Regions from separate parts of the Homo sapiens genome. Here region 1 is linked to region 2. A link is a contact called in ENCODE Hi-C or POLR2A ChIA-PET data. All regions are on one chromosome and are shown on one strand. Each heading gives the region's core, a stretch centred on a gene start or an enhancer-like site at or near the end of the contact. The rest is flanking DNA. Distances are from core to core; before and after follow the strand shown.

What was found. A loop is a pair of places that touch in the nucleus more often than their neighbours do. ChIA-PET counts read pairs that join two places held with the same protein, here RNA polymerase II (POLR2A). Pooled maps may share reads with other maps.
Region 1: a map of dorsolateral prefrontal cortex shows a loop between it and region 2 (8-fold over the local background). The contact joins the promoter of SIAH1 here to the promoter of SYNAGE in region 2. A Hi-C loop is called at or near these places in 2 of 168 maps with a recorded cell type or tissue (OCI-LY7 and dorsolateral prefrontal cortex), 3 of 37 single-sample maps with no recorded cell type and 8 of 50 pooled maps. POLR2A ChIA-PET finds 5 or more read pairs at or near these places in 1 of 52 experiments (WTC11).

Annotation. Positions count from the first base shown.
Region 1 is chr16:48,384,118-48,389,189 of GRCh38, reverse strand. SIAH1 (siah E3 ubiquitin protein ligase 1) reads left to right here and starts at 3,777. Exons shown (of 2, transcript NM_003031.4): 1 at 3,777-3,986. RefSeq lists silencers at 3,349-4,168, 4,269-4,338, 4,429-4,698.
Region 2 is chr16:49,278,693-49,283,427 of GRCh38, reverse strand. SYNAGE (synapse stability regulating cerebellar lncRNA) reads right to left here and starts at 1,366. Exons shown (of 4, transcript XR_933530.4): 1 at 1,196-1,366. It overlaps CBLN1 (cerebellin 1 precursor), which reads left to right and starts at 1,590. Exons shown (of 3, transcript NM_004352.4): 1 at 1,590-2,226; 2 at 2,386-2,505; 3 at 3,827-4,735. The coding sequence starts at 1,963. The coding sequence ends at 4,024. RefSeq lists silencers at 937-1,036, 1,407-1,516 and enhancers at 1,869-2,486, 4,564-4,735.

The DNA.
Region 1 (5,072 bases), core at 2,528-5,027, 900 kb after region 2:
TTGCTCTGTTGCCCAGGCTGGAGTGCAGTGGTGTGATCTCTGCTCACTGCAACCTCCACCTCCTGGGTTCAAGTGATTGTCCTGCCTCAGCCTCCCGAGTAGCTGAGATTACAGGCATCCACCACCACACCTGGCTAATTTTTGTAGTTTTAGTAGAGACGAAGTTTCACCATGTTGGCCAGGCTGGTCTCCAAATCCTGACCTCAGGTGATCTGCAGGCATTGGCCTCCTAAAGTGCTGGGATTACAGGCGTGAGCCACCGTGCCCGGCTCTAACTTCTTGAAAAATGTGATGCCTAGCATGTAACCTTTTTCCTAAAGAAACTTGATTATATTGAAGGAAAACTACAGTTATGGGCGAACTCATTTCCCAACCACTTGGGCTTTTGGGAACTTCCTTCAGCTACTTCCTGTTTCATTCTTGGATGCTCATGTTGTGTCTCTAACTTCTCCACCATGTCCAGGAAAATTTGTTTGGGATACTGTTTAACACATTCACCAACCTCAGACAGTGACTGGCAACAGGTGTGTCTGATAAAGAAAACATTGTTTCTGCTCTGCTGTAGGCATGTCTGACAAGTTGGGGACCTGCTTTCCTTTGCAAAGCTTATAGGAGTCTATTTGGGAGGGAGGAACCGCCTTCCAGTTTCCAGGCTGAAAAAGATTCTGTTTCGCTACCAGCAGAGCCAGGCTTGGAAGGGAATGCTAATATGTTTCCAGACCTATCCACCTAAGCTGAATGACAAATGGGTATCAGTGGTTTAATGTAAGAGGAGATAGCTATAGTTTCCTGGGCAAGAGACATCTGTGATTGCCTGGAAACAAACACAGCCCATCGGTGATTCAATAGATGGGTTTGGTCTTGTGAACTGGTCTATTGTAAAATAACTATATTGACATGAAGACACTTGGAAATCATCTGTTCAGTCTTAACTAGTTTAGCCAACTTTGACAGCATTATCTGAGAGGCTGAGGCACAAGAATCGCTTGAACCCAGGAGATGGAGGTTGCAGTGAGCCGAGATTACAAAATAAATAAATAAATAAATATCAATTTAATATAAATTCATAGCAAAACCCCCAAATAAAGATACTCTCATCAGTGCCTGTTTTATTTATTCATTTATTTTTATGTTTTTAGAGATGGAGTGTCCCTCTGTCACCCAGATGGGAGTGCAGGGGCACAATCATAGCTCACTATGGCCTCAAATTCCCAGGTTCAAGCAATCCTCTCATTTTGGCCTCCTGATTAGATGAGATTACAGGCGCACACCACCCTGCCGGGCTAATTTTTAAACTTTTTATAGGGACGGGGTCTTGCTATGTTCTTAGGTTGGTCTGGAACTTCTGGGCCTCAAGCGATCCTCTTGCCTTGGCCTCCCAAAGTGCTGGGATTACAGGTGTGAGCCACCGTGCCTGGCCAGTGCCTGTTTTATTCATAAGAGGAAAGTAATTTACATCACTGGTACCTTAACTACGGGCCAGATGCAGGACCAGAGCGTTATGTTCCATTGCAATAGATGGAATTACCATTTGATGTGATTTGAGGGGACCAGGAAGGCTCCCTATCCAGATGTGGCCTGAAAATATTTGTCACCGTTACTGAAATCCCATCAATTGGAGGATTATTTGGATAGGCTTTACAGTTTACAAAATGCTTTTCTATGGATAAACTGTCAAGGAAGCAGAGTCAACTCCCTGTTCAGAAAAGGTGCTTAGTTACCCCCACAGTGGAGCTATTTTCTTTCAAATGGAAGGTACATTTTTTTGAGAGGGGGAGTAAATTAAATTTATAATGGTGATGTTTATGTCCCACCCATAGCTACCACCCAGAATTAACCAAATCAGATTGAGCCCCGCCCAAATCTAGGTAGGAATTCTCAGAGATGGAATTAACCCGATTAAATTTGTTTTGTATAAAAGGGAAGTGGGGAAAGTAAGAAGTAACTTGGACTCTTCTAGAGGAGAGCAGGCACAAACTAAGCCAAGAAAAGCACGTTTGAGAATTCCAGAGGCAGAAGTTGCTTCTGGGTGCCTGACGTCAACGATCCAGCACTTCAAGACTGGTGTGCGGCATCCTCAGGGGACACTGTGTCCTGGGCACCCCTGCAGTTTAAGAGAATCCACTAGTTTATAAGGTAAGTCCTCGACTGTCAGCAGTGGGCCAGAGACAGACTGTTATTTTCAGATGGACAAATGCTGTTGGGTAGAGGAAGGGATGCGGGATAAGGAGGACAAAATCTGACTTTGGCAAAGCCGGGTGTTTAGAACTTTAATCGCCACGTTGGCAAGTTCTCTCTTAGTCCGTATCCATTTCACTGCTTGCAGAGCGGCCCAGGGGTTCTGGGGGCGAGAAACACATCTCACCCCAGAGCTGCTCCTCGCCCAGGACAGAACTCCTCTGCCCTTCACGACCAGGTCAAGGCCACATGGCTATGCCAAGCACATAGTCTGTAAAAATGGAAAATTTACCTCTAAACTGAAGTGAACCGAACTCTATTGACCTTCCCGTGTACTGAGGAGCTATAACTTCTCCCCAAAAATGTGAAAGTAAAATTGCAGTTTAAATCATGTAATTAGGAATACTGTAAACTAGTGTTTTGCACATATAAACTTTATCATACACTGGGAATTTGTACATACGTGCCCGGTATGGGATTTTTCTATTTTTATTTTTATTTTTTTGAGACAGAGTCTCGCTCTGTTGTCCAGGCTGGAGTGCAATGGCCTGATCTCTGCCTCACTGCAACCTCTGCCTCCCGGGTTCAAGCGATTCTCCTGCCTCAGCCTCCGAGTAGCTGGGACTACAGGCGTGCACCACCACGCCCGGCTAATTTTTGTATTTTTAGTAGAGATAGGGTTTCACCATGTTGGCCAGGCTACTCTCGAACTCCTGACCTCAGGTAATCCATCGGCCTCGGCCTCCCTAAGTGCTGGGATTACAGGCGTGAGCCACCGCGTCCGGACGGAATACCATTTTAATAGATCTTACATGGAATTCCAGTTAGGGCTTGTAAATGTCTCAGATGCTTGCTTCTGCTCATAGCACCCATCAAAGAATTGCAAGTGATGTTTTCCTTTTATTATTTCAAGAAGTGGAATGCAGAGTCCCTAATTAGGGACTTTCCAGATGAGCATGGACACAGGAAAACGCGTGCTTCCCCATTACCCACTTTTCAGCTGAAACAAGCTTTTGAAGCTCGTCCCGCTGTTGCTGAGGAGCGGCTCAACCTCGGGAGAGGCTGGGACTCTCTTTAGGGGTGGGGTCCCGGTCGGCGGGCAGGGCAGCCGCTTTTTCTTTGGGACTGAGTGGAGTTGGGAAGGATCCGTGGAGGCGCTGGGCTAAATCAGCAGACAAAACAAGGGGGAGGGCACAAGGCCGCGGCGGCGGCCAGCCTGGGGCTCGCATCCCGCTGGGCGACCCCTCCGGCCGGAGCCGGGGGGGTCACGCGGCCCCGGAACAAAGCGCCGCGGGAGGAGCTGCCCTGAGCCGACGGGCAAGCGCTAGCTTCTCGCGGGCCAGAGCGCCACGTGCCAGGATCCGTTGAATGCGCGGTGCACGGGCGCAGCAACGGTAGCCGAGTAGCCCCCGCACCTACTGCCGCCTTTGGAGACCCGCACAGCTACGCCCGCGGAGGCCGCCGCCGGCCGCGCCAACGCCTGTGCGCCTGCGCGCCCGCGAAAGCCCCGCCCCCCCAGGCTCCCAGCGCGCGGGGCCGCGCCTCCTCATGGCCGCCGCCGCAGTGTGTGGTATTTAGCGGGGGCGCGCGGCGGGCTCGAGGACGCGCGAAACGGCGGCGGCGGCGGCGGCCAGGGGGGAGCCGGGGCGGCCGTTGCGGGGCGCGCTCTCGAGAGGCGGCGGCGGCCCAGGGTGTCCCGTCGGTCTCGGCGCCGGGAAGAGGCGGTGGCGCTGCCCGCGGTGGCGGGGGTTGGCGACGGAGCGCGTTGGTGCCAGGACCGGGGTCCGAGGCGCGCTCTCCGCCCACAGGTAAGTGGGGCCCGGCCTGAGGGAGGAGCCGGCGGCGAGGGGCTCTCCGACAGGCGGGCGCCCAGGCCCGGTAATGGCGGAGGGCGGGAAGGGCGGCCCGGCCGGGGCGCGGGCAGTAGTCGGCGCGGCGGCGCCTTTGTCTCGGCCGGAGTCGGGCCGCCCGGTCGAGCGCCGCCCCCCGCCCCTCCCCTGCCTTCAGCCTTCGCAAGCCGGCTCGCCCCCGCCCCTGGAGCCCCGGGCCCGGCGGGGTGGCGGCGGGGGTCGGCCCCGCGCGGCCGGGCCGAGGGCGGGGGAAGGGCCTCGGCGGCGGCCCGGCCCCCGCGCGCCCGGGAGGCGGGCCCGGCCGGGGGTGGCGCCCGGCGCGCCCCGCGCCCTCGTGCCGGCCTTTGTTGTGGAGGGTCCCGGGGTGTGCGGCCAACATGGCGGAGGTCAGCTGAGTGCGGGCAGCTGCCGGGGCCCTGCCCTCCCTCCCCCTCCTCCCCGCGGCGCCCGGAGGCCCGGGCCGCACCGCGCCGCTCGGCGGGCCTCGGCCTCCGCTCTCTGCCCCCGACCCCCGGCTGGAGCCGTCCGGGACGGGGCTGCGCTCTTCCTGCCGCTTCGGCCGGAGGCTTCATTGTGCAGTGGGAAGAATGCAGCCTCCTCCCTTGTTTATGTCGTTAGAGAGGAGAGCGCGTGAACGGCGTGCCGGGGAAGCTCTAGCTTATTATAAACCTGGCATTTCCTAGGGTTCATTTGCCGGGTAGTTTGGGGTCCTTTCTTAACTCTCCCAAATTTATAACTTAAAGTGAATAACCTGGGCCACTCCGATGCGTAGGTTCGTTTTCGCTGTCTGCCCGTTCCTGGAAAGATACATAATTTGTTTGCTCGGACATTCAGAAAAGTCCAGCTTGGGTGTTCGGAAAATCAGATTGTGTGTACTTCTTTTGCCAAAGTCATAGAGGCCATAAACAAACAGAGAGACATGGATACTGGATATGGGACGGTGTTCTGACTGTCCCTTCCTAGCAGTTGAGCATTTACCTTTGCTTATAGCGGCTGTCAAGGGTAAATTGTTAACTCTTCAGCAGTTGGATGTTGAGAGCACGG
Region 2 (4,735 bases), core at 117-2,616:
CTCTTGGGGGAGAGCGTACCCTGGGGGAGGCCGGGAGGCCGGGCCAGAGGCTAGCCCAGAGGCAGAGGGCAGGAGCGCTCAGCCGGCGCCCCGCGTCTCTCCAGCTCCCGACGCTGCGCTGGCTCCGCTGAGCACGCCAGGATCAAGGTCGCCTGGTGGGGACCGGAGCGCCAGGAGCCTGTGGGAAGCGTTCCAGCCGGCCTCTGACTGGGATCCGGCGCCGCGTTTCTGCTTTGGACTTGACTGACAGGTCCCCCCGCCCTCCCGCCGCCCTACTACCAGCCTGGGTTCATCCTTCAGGGCTACGTCTACCGCACCCGGGCTGGAAAGCCTGGAGCGCGCCCTTCCTCTCCTCATCTTCTCAGCTCTCCTTTCTCCCTGCCACTTGGCAAAGCTGCATTTTGACTTTCACGTTTTGGACTACGTGTGTGTAGTTCCAAGTCCATGCGTGGCACGAAAATCCACTTAGGGTAAAAATTATTCTCGAAAAATCGCCCATCTCAGGATCTGGTGTCTACACTCAAGGCTAGGAGGTGCAGGTACGGGTGCGTAAAGCATGCCGTAAGGGTGCACAGTAAATAAAAAGTACGGATGCAAAATGTAAATTTTAAGTGCAAAACAGAAAAGCAGTACTCGTTGCCGCCCCGCACGCTGGGTTTTAAGGGGCACGAAGGTGGGCCTCGGCTGCTTTTGCTCAGCCCCGCGTCCTCAGCGCCCGGCCCAGTACCCGGTACTCCGTAGGGGTTCAATGATCTCCCCTGAATAAGTGAACGAATTAACAAATGAATGAATGACCGCTCGATCCGACCTCCGCGGCCGGCAGAGCAGTCGCTGGAGAGGCGGGAGAGAGCGAGAGGCCAAGCTCCACCATCGCGGCCGCCGGCTGGGGCAGAGGGACACGGAGACACTCGGCGCCCCGGCTCCGCACCGAGTCCCCGCGGTGAGTGCCCGCCCAGCAGCTCCCGGGCACCACGTGCGCCCGCCAGAGCCGCGCAGGCCCCGCCCCGCCGCGCGCGCACGCGCCCTGCACCCCGGCCGCCGGGACCCTGAGCCAGGCTCGCCCAGCGCGCCGGCTGCCCTCGCGCCCGCGCCCGCTGGGGGGCGCTCCCCTCCCAACGGGCGCGCCCACAGGCGGGCAGGCGACTCGCAGCCTCCAGCGATTCCACTCCCGACCCCGGGGCGCGCCGCCTCCTACCTGAGGGCCGACGAGTGGGGGCGGGCAGGAGGGCCGAGGGAGGCGGAACAGGATCGAGGCGCGAGGCGGGAGTCGAGAAAGCGAGCGGCCGAGGCGACTCTCAGTGCGCGGACGCGGGCGCGCGCCCGCGCTCCCTTCGTCGACTCACGGCGAGAGCCCAACCCTGCTGCCGCGCGCCACCCGCCTCGCCGCGCCTAATAACAACGGCGCCCGGGGTCAGGTGGCCGAGCGCGGACAGCGCCGCCATTGGCTCGGTGGGGAGCGCGGCGCGTCAGGATTGGCTGGGGGGCGTGGCCTCGGCCGGGGCGGGGGCAGGGCCTCGGAGGGAGGCGGGCCGGGAGGCGGCGGGGGCGGGGCCAGGCCGAGGTCCGCGCCTTTGTGCCCGGCGCGCGCTCTCCGCCCGCTCCGGCTGCAGCGCCGGCTGCATCAATAATTCAGAGCGGCGGCGGCGGCGGCAGCGGCGGGTGCGGGCAGGAGGCGGCGGCAGCAGCGGGACCGAGCAGCAGCGGCTATGCATCCAAGTGCGGCTGGGCAGCCGCGGCACCCCTGAGGCCCGGGAGGGGCTCCGGGAACACAGCGCGGAGGGGACGCTAGTCGCGGAGGGGACGCTAGTCCCGGAGTGCGAGGAAGAGGTGTAGTGTCCAGAGCGGCGGCGGCGGAGCTGCGCACGGAGCTGAGGAGGGGGCTTCGGAGCGGGACTGGGACGGGGGGGGCGGCTGGCGCGAGCAGCCCTGGGGGTGGGGGGCGGGGTGGGCGCCGGCGGCGCGATGCTGGGCGTCCTGGAGCTGCTGCTGCTGGGGGCTGCGTGGCTGGCGGGCCCGGCCCGCGGGCAGAATGAGACGGAGCCCATCGTGCTGGAGGGCAAGTGCCTGGTGGTGTGCGACTCCAACCCCACGTCCGACCCCACGGGCACTGCCCTGGGCATCTCTGTGCGCTCTGGCAGCGCCAAGGTGGCTTTCTCTGCCATCAGGAGCACCAACCACGAGCCGTCCGAGATGAGTAATCGCACCATGATCATCTACTTCGACCAGGTGAGTGTTCCTTCCTCCCGCGGCGTGCAGATTGGGCTGGTGAAGGAGGGATGGATGGAAGACCGATGCCCGGTCCTCTCCAAGGGCTCTGCGGAGGCGCGGGGACGACAGTCCGGGACCGATTCCTGCCCACTCCCCTTCGTTCCCGTCTCGTTATAGGTACTAGTGAACATTGGGAACAACTTTGATTCAGAACGCAGCACTTTCATCGCCCCGCGCAAAGGGATCTACAGTTTTAACTTCCACGTGGTAAAAGTCTACAACAGACAAACCATACAGGTCAGCCGACGCCTCGTGCCGGGCCCTGGCCCCGTAGGGGGGTTACTGGCCTCAGGGGTGCTCGGGCTGTCCGGAGGTGGTAGGCAGAAGTGGCGGCTGCATGTACTTCGGGCTGCTTGGAGGGACAGATAGCGGGGCCTCTCAGTTCTGTGGCTTCAACTGTCCTCTGCTTTCCCTGTCTCTGGCTCTTGGGATCCAGCCCCATCCCCCGAGAGACAGAATTTTCTGCTTCTGCCTTCCGGGCCTCTCCGAAGGGTTCCCTGGATTTCAGGGACTTCCTTGTAACGGCTGTTGTTAGCGCCCCAGACAGCTGCCGCTTGGGAAGCCTTCCCGGACTCCCCAGGAAGCACCGCGACAGTACACCCTACCCCTTGCCCCGGCTCAGAAGCCTGCGATGCGGCTTGCGTGCTTGTCTTCAGCACCACGGACGGGGCCCCCGTTTTCTCCCACTTGTCCCCAATCCCCACCCCGTGCGGACTGTGGGTTTTTGAGCTAGCAGCATTTAGCCCCGGAGGGTGAGGGGTAGAGAGAGGAGGGAGGGAGGGGGCGTAGTGCTACTCTCTCCCGGCTCCAGCCGTGTCCCAGCAATCACTCGCCGGCTCTCCGGGTCCCCAAAGATGTCCAGGTTTCCCTTGGGCGCCGAGAGAGGTGGGACGCACAGCTGGGGAGAGGGCGCGAGGCCCTTGGCTGACGGTGCCACCACAGGGGCAAAACCAGGCGGTGGCGGGCGCGGCTGGATGGGGGAGGGAATTGAGCCCGTGGTTTGGGGAGGAAATACATTGTGCCGCTCGGTGCGAGACTTCTAATCACAAATCACAGTGGCTTCTCCACTGTGTCCTGGCAGCTGGGTCCAGGAGGGATCAGGGGCTTTTTGTTTGTTCGTTTTTGTTTTTCCGGTAGCGCCAGAAGGAGCCTGAGTTGCTGGGTTTTTTTTGTTTGTTGTTTGTTTTTTGAGGCTGAGGGGAAACGGGAGAGAGGTCAAAGGTCTCAGGGCGCTAGAGCCACCTCATGGGTTTATTAAATTGGATCACAGAGCACAGTCGAGATTCGCTTGGCGCGCTCATTTGAGAAACTGGAATAAGAGCAACTCCCGTTTTGGGGACAGGCCCTTCCTGTCACCCAGATGTGTGGTCTTTCGCCCCACTGGAGCCTCAGCAGTAAGCTGCAAAGCCCCTTTTCCTCCATTCGCCCCCCCCACCCCCCACCTCTCCGTGCTTCCAGGCCTTACAGGCTGTTAGCCAAGCAAGGAGGAGGTTCGCTCCACCGCGGCTTCGGTGCCTGCCTAGGTTGCGCCTCTGAAGCGGGCCTTTCTCTTTCTCAGGTGAGCCTCATGCTAAACGGGTGGCCGGTGATTTCAGCCTTCGCTGGTGACCAGGACGTGACCCGGGAGGCCGCCAGCAACGGAGTCCTAATCCAAATGGAGAAAGGCGACCGAGCATACCTCAAGCTGGAGCGGGGAAACTTGATGGGGGGCTGGAAGTACTCGACCTTCTCCGGATTCCTGGTGTTTCCTCTCTGACTGGCTCGTAGCCGGAAGGGAGGCAGGGAGAGGGCGAAGGCAGGAAGGGGAGTGAGAAAGAGGCTGAAATTAAGAGGGCGAGAAAGCAGCACGACTTGAAACTTCCTACATGTTCTCTAACTGTATCTGGGTAAAAAGGTGCGCGCCAGCTGTGGGACAACTTTGTCCATTTCCTTATTAGGAGAAATAAATTTCGCTTAGCTCTGCGCACTCCCATTTCCAAAAATAAACTCGCCTCCCCCATTCCAGTTGCAGTAATCAAGAAAGAGACTGCCTTGTCATTGTTTCTTATCCCCCAACTTCATGTTCCCTGCAATTTATTTAAAGAAACTTTGTATTTCACTACATAATCTGAAATCTTTCTCCCTAGCCCCCTCTGAATCCTTCTGCCTACTGAAATCTGATATATTACACACCCCCAACCTTTTTTTTTTCAGTTTGGAAAGGGGTAAAGTTTTGTTGTTGTTGTTGTTTTGTTTTGGATGGGGAAGGTAGTTTTAATTTGGCAAGTGTTGCTCTTCTTAAAACACTGCTCAAATTAATTAGCTGAAGATACTTAGTATCCTCGGCTGCTTGTTAGCAGAGAAAGGACTCACCTTAGTGGTGACTGGTTTAAAAAATATAAATATATATCATTTGTATACGAAGAACTCTTCCCAGTGGAAACTGGCTGTGTTTCCGTATTTCTATGTTCTATTCGGAGTGATCGTG